Linked DNA regions of Mus musculus: region 2 is linked to region 1. A link is a contact called in ENCODE Hi-C data. All regions are on one chromosome and are shown on one strand. The core of a region is the stretch at or near the end of the contact, and the rest is flanking DNA. Distances in the headings are between cores, read along the strand shown.

What was found. A loop is a pair of places that touch in the nucleus more often than their neighbours do.
Region 2: a map of T-helper 1 cell shows a loop between it and region 1 (6-fold over the local background). The contact joins the enhancer-like site here to the promoter of Crbn in region 1. A Hi-C loop is called at or near these places in 2 of 37 maps with a recorded cell type or tissue (T-helper 1 cell and T-helper 17 cell).

Annotation. Positions count from the first base shown.
Region 1 is chr6:106,798,300-106,801,415 of GRCm38, forward strand. It overlaps Crbn (cereblon), which reads right to left and starts at 1,788. Exons shown (of 11, transcript NM_175357.3): 1 at 1,692-1,788. The coding sequence starts at 1,758.
Region 2 is chr6:108,526,815-108,529,754 of GRCm38, forward strand. All of the region lies in intron 60 of Itpr1 (inositol 1,4,5-trisphosphate receptor 1), which reads left to right. Gm44040 (a long non-coding RNA gene) reads right to left here. Exons shown (of 2, transcript XR_003956493.1): 1 at 2,349-2,940; 2 at 1-2,182. Among named protein-coding and RNA genes, the nearest start is that of Gm44040, 7.5 kb to the right of the region's middle. Within about 2 kb of position 1,362, at least 1 of the 3 ENCODE cell types and tissues checked has a DNase peak (open chromatin) inside an H3K27ac peak, as active enhancers do.

The sequences.
Region 1 (3,116 bases), core at 538-3,037:
AAGCAATTCCCTTAGCTGTTAAGGATGATCACTTTTCAAAGCAAGTTACACTACATGAATTCAGGGGACAAGCCAAAGTGTCTCCAGAAATAAAACTATTATAATTTGGAAACCCACTATTCTATATCTACAACATCTGTGAGCCTCTTCCTTCTAATATTTCAAATTGAGAAACTACAGAGTTTTCAGAGCTCCCGGTGGCTCACACAGAAGCACCTGATGAATGCCAATAGCGGGGGAGCACCCTTCTCCTACTCCACCACTTTCCCTAAACGTCTGCTCCATTCACAGTGGAGCTGCTGTCCCTGAAATCTCTTCTGTTGAAAGATGATCACCTTTAGGAACTGCCGCGAGTACAGCTCAATAACCAGTGGCTTACAGAAAAGGTGCTTTCTATGCACTGGCCCTGCACCCAGCATTTCTTCTTCTGTCTACACTACCACCAAGGAACACATTCACACCTGAAGCACACCTTCTGAGGCAACAAACTGAAACCTGAAATTATTTCTTCACACCCCACACAAAAAAGTTCCTAACTGAAATGACTAAGGATGCACGGTTTCAACAATGTAGGACTAACCTAGTCCACAAATGAACCCTAAGTGAATCTCCATCACAAGATTTTCAAATCCCACAATAATCCCTACCCATGAAAATCACAGCAGGAGTTGGAGACATAGCTCAGAGGATTTGGGAGTGCCTGGTATCCAATCCAGCAAAAAACACAAACCCAGTACACCCAGCAGCAGTTGCTTATATGGCTCTAAATGAACTGCACCTGTGATTGTAATTATTCTCAATAGCCTTATCCTAACTGTGACCCTCCTAAAAGTAGCCGACTGATGTTTTTCCTACAAACAAGGTTAACAGACTGCATGGCTTTTAACTACAACCAAAAGGCTCTGGCAATAGTCTGTGTTTCTACAGCATTCTAAGAACAGTCCGTACCACTAGTTCATCCACTTTCAGCATTCAATACTGCAACATAAGTTGTCATAAACCATAAAGGCATAAAGTAAGCAGGAGAAATCGGTAATACCGTTCTCCTGAGTACCCTAAAAGTAGGCATATTATTTGCAGACCTGAGAAAAACCGCTAAATAACTACCTCCACAGAGAGATAGCTAAGAGATACCAGCTGTGGTGGCAGATCAGTACACCGCGCAGCCCTATCTGCAACTGTGTGACCTTCCACGTCACTGGATGGTATACATTTAACAACCCGTCGATAAGTTTCTCCTCCATAAGCAAGGCTCTGGACAGATGACAGGTGTAATAATAAAAGCAGAAATGCACGCAAAGCATTCACTGCGGGGCCCACGACGTGCAAATGCCTACTGCATGTTAGCTGTCAGTCTTATGAGAAAGCAGATGAGCAGGAAAAGTAACGGCTGCTAATGTCACCCGGTTCTCAACTTCGCCTACTCCCACAAAATTTTCAGGGAGGCCGGCTTGGGAGAAAGATGGAAAGGAATGGGGGTCCCTGCTCTGGGAAACCAAAGTCCGTGGCCCCAACATCCCCGACAGCCCAGGAGACAGGCCGGGAGGAAAGCGCAGAGCTGCGGAGGGCGAGGCTCACACGGGAGGCTTCCCACCGGCCGCTGCGCCCGAGTAGCTGTCCCCGTCCTCCCTGCGGGATCGGCCCCGGTCCTCGGTCTCCACCCACGGCCAGGCGCCCGTCCCGGAGGTTACCAGGCAGAAGCGGCAGGTGGTTTCCCATGTTGTGCGCAGCGTCCTGCTGATCTCCCTCGCCGGCCATGTCTGTTTACCCGCAAAGGAGCCTGGGAAAGGGCGGTGCCGGCACGCAGGGGGAGGGTCTGCGATACGCCGCCGCCACGCTCCCGGGCCACAGCGCCCCCTGGCGGCTCCAACGAGGCGAGCCGAGAGCGGCACAGCGGAGCCAAATGAAGAGGACCATCTTTAAGGAGGACAAGAAACCCAAAGTTATCCATGACCCACTGACCCCACACAAGTTACACAGCTCCCTTCTCAGCCACAAAGACGTTTTGACAGGTGGGAAACCCAAGTCTGTGTTTTTAGTGTCCACTTGGAGCAAACACGTCCTTATACAGCATCCTCTTTTGTCTGGAAGTATGGACTGTTCCAGGGGCCGTTGGAATATAGCAGATTTTTAAAACGATTTCAGTAGCCCTCGGATATAGCCCCAAATTAACATGTATCAGTATGAAGCAAAGATTTGCAAGGACAAAAAAGGCTGATAATCACCTGGAAAATAAAACTGTCAGTATATAAACTAGCCTAGTCATAATGGCTTCACTAAGAGAAAAATGGATCAATGTATGGTAAAAAACAATTACAACATGCTAAAAGAAAGAGAATTGTCTAGCACTGGAGTTGTGGATGGATTTTTTTTTTCCAATTTTAAGAGTGTATACAATATATTTCTAACACGTTTTCACTGAAGAAAAGAAAATAATGGAATGACAAACGATATCTAAAGAAGGAAGTAGTGGTAGTAGGCAGAGAATAAGAGGAAGGAAAAAAAAGTAAACTAATGAATCTGAGGTTTGAAGACATTTTTACCCCAAGAAAAAAATGCTGCATTAAAAAAAAATTCACAACCCAAAAACACGTTGGAATGGTAACTGGATCCGATAGGCGTTTCCTATGGTGACCAACACATAGGCCAGATTAGACCAGATTAAAAGTAGGTAAAGGCATAGTTATCAGGAGGCAGCTCTAAGGGGAGTTCGCTGGTCTCACAGGTGGAGGTCAGTGAAGTCAAACACCCAGGTTTAAGCAACGTGACTTTATAGAGTTTTGGTGAGGAGTGATTACTTGTTGGTTAGGAGATGGGGTTGTTGCCCATACCTGGTTAAAAACTGATCCCCTGGCAGCCACTCTTGGGTGGGTTCCAGGAAATGCTGACATGTTAGCCCGGAGTTTTCTCCAAGACAGAGGTGGAGTTTTCACTCCGCGGTTGGGGATCAGGGAAGGAGAGTAGACTGGGTTTCCCAGCTTGTACAGGGGAAGAGCAGGGGTTCAGCCTAACACTATCAATTCCATATCACTCAGCCTTCTGTCCCTGAGTCACTCTGGCCTTGGCCAAGTCACTTTTATATCCCCAGGACTCAGTTTACCCAATGTTAAAACCAG
Region 2 (2,940 bases), core at 112-2,611, 1.7 Mb after region 1:
AATGCCTCATAGACATGCCCATAGGCAAACTGGACCTGAGCAGTTCCTCAATTGAGACTTCCTTCTCAGGTGACTCTAGGCTGTGCCAAAGTTGACAAAGCTCTGACAACTTCAGCCTCCATGTGTACATGCCCACGAATAGGAGGACACATATTGGGGCAACACAGAGAAAGAAGGGTGGTGGGGAGAGGGAGAAGAAAAACAGACAAACCAAAACATACAGTGAAATTCCCAATGATCTACTTCCTCCAAGTAGGCCCTTCTTCTGGAAGTTTCTATAACCTTCAAATAACGCCATCAAAGTTATTAACTGATCTTTGGATTAATTCATTGATTAAGGCAACACTCATTGTACAGCCACCTCTCAATGATATGATATTGCAGTTGAAGGCCAAGCCTTTACCTCGGAAGCCTTTGGGTGATACTTCAGGAATATTATGACAGGGATAGATGCAGATGAAAGCAACGCTGGGGTCGGTGCCTGCCCACACTTAGCTTTAGGTTTTAGGCAGGGTTTCAGAATCCGTTTCTGTAGCACTTTTATGGGAGACGGTTGGCAGGGTGCTGGTGAGACCTGGTCAGATGGGAGCAGACTTCTAAATGGGGGAAGGTAAGCAGAGAGTGTCAGAGCCAGTTCCCATCGGGGCATGACACCCTAATAAACATCAGTCCTCTGAGCCTATTCCTCCAGTGGTTGACACTGGCAAATAAGTCCATGTTTCATTAGCCCGCACAATGCCACGAACCCAGCCATAGGGAAGTGTGGTGAGCTGGACTTTTCTGCTCTCTAAAGCGTCTGGCTGTGTCATATCTTCAAATCTTTCCAGGGCTGATTGTGAAGCTCTGTTAATCACCTTACATTATGCTCATAGAAAAGTCTGGTGCCCTTTGGAGCTTCCGTCTCAGTCATGGAGACTTACTGAAGTCTTGTGAGCAGTCACTTGACTGGGATTAAGAGCAGAGTGACGCCTTGCCTGCCACACAGCCTGATCAGAGTCCTCTGCATTCAATGCTCTGAGAACCTGAGCATTCATTCTGCTTCCTGTCTGTACCATGTTTGATTGGCTAAGATGTCTTGTCAGAAAGCATGAAAATCTAGAGCATTAAAGGGTTCTTAACTCTGAATGTCAGCAGTGCTGGAGAGCGGGATGTTTTGTGCTATACAAGAGGCACAGAAGAGTATTAGAGCCACTGGCCAAAAGGCAGAGCCTTTTGCCTGTGATCTTTTTAGTGGTGATTCAACTTGGTGCCACATGAATCCCTGACAGAAACTTAGCCATAGCAGTAGAGGACCTGAGTGTGGTTCAGCCTCACCACTCAGGGCTGTCAGGCTCCTAGGCACACTCAGCTGCACTGCTGTAGGTCACATGCCTGTGTTGTAACAACCATGAGCTCATGCTATGTGGCAGCTGTTACTGTCAGGAAGAGACCTCCCAAACCTCTCCTACTCACTGATTCTGGGCAGGAAACTAGGCTGTGTGGCAAGACAAGCCTTGGAGACTGCTGTCACTGCAGGTAAAGGACAGAAAGGGGACAGCCATCAGGGATGGAAGCTAAAGGCCAGCAGTGCTCACCCCTCCTAGACACTTCATGTCTTTGACAAAGGCTCTTTAGTGGCATGCGACCCTGAGGAAGGACAGCATTCGCCTGATGCTCTCCTTAGTCTGTCAGTTAAGATTCCGGAGCGTCTGCATCTGTTCAGTCACTGCTGCAGGCCATGCAGGAGACCAAGTGGGAAGCCTCCGGTGGCTACTCAGAAGGTAAAAGAGCTTTCTGGACAGCACCTTTCAGGCAGAGGCATCAGGCCTAGAATATGGGCCTCCACTCCCAAAGCTAGCGTCTGACTGGTGGTTTAGGAAGAGAGCCTACTGGCCATGGATGGGGATGATGGGGAGTTGCCTAAGTTCTGAGCATAAGACCCCTTTGCCTGCATTCACATCCCAAAGGCATATGTCCTTTATGGTAATGGCCAACCTGTATAAAAAAACGTGACAGCCAGGTATGTGGTGGCTCAGACCTGTAATGCAAGCCCTCAGGATGTGGAGACAAGATTGCAGGAGTTTGAGGACAGGCTCAATAGGTTAGCCGTATCACCTTCCCTAGTTCAGTCAAGAAATGGCCCACAGTCAAGGTAACAAGGTTCTTCCTCTCCATCGAGGACAGTTGTGCTTTTCTGCTATCCCTAGGGGGAAACAAAGGAAACTATCTTGTAGTTGAGAAATTCCCAGCCATTTGCCCACAAGTTAAATTTCACTTAAGTACAACATGACCTGCATCCTCATCTCTCTCCTTTTGGTCATCCCTTGTCTTGTTTCATCAGTTGATTTTCCCACAGAGCCCATTCCTACCCAAAGACAGGGTGTGGGGACAGAAGATCCTGGTCTGAGTGCCAGCTCTGCTCTTTCATAGGCATGTAATCCCCAGCAAGTCATAGGACATCGGTAACCCATTGACCATCTGGGACTTATACAAATTCAGGTTCATGCTACCTCACACACCCATCTGGGACTAGACAGATAAGACCCAGAGTGTGGCAGGAGGGTGTGGAGGGCAACAGCTGGTGGGCAAGCCTAAGCACAGCAGCCAGCAGACGGAAGGCCACATGGTGACAGAAGAGCCAAAGGGAGCTTCCTTGTAGTCCCATCCCTGTGGGAGGTACCTTGGCTGCCAGCTAATGGTCACCGGTCACCAAGCCATCTTGATTTTAATAGCTTCCTATGTGGAAAAAAAACAAAACAAAACAGTATCTTCCCCTTTCTCTAGTATCAGTGGTGTTTCTGTCAATTCAGAGAAATGGTCTTAGAGTTGTGGGGTTACTCTCGGTTCACTAGTAGACCTGACCTTCGGTTGCAACCCCAATGGTAAGTAGTGCTGTGACTCAGAAGTCTGGAGAAACTTGCTTTCTTCTGTTCCCTGCCCCCTATAATACATATGCAGCTT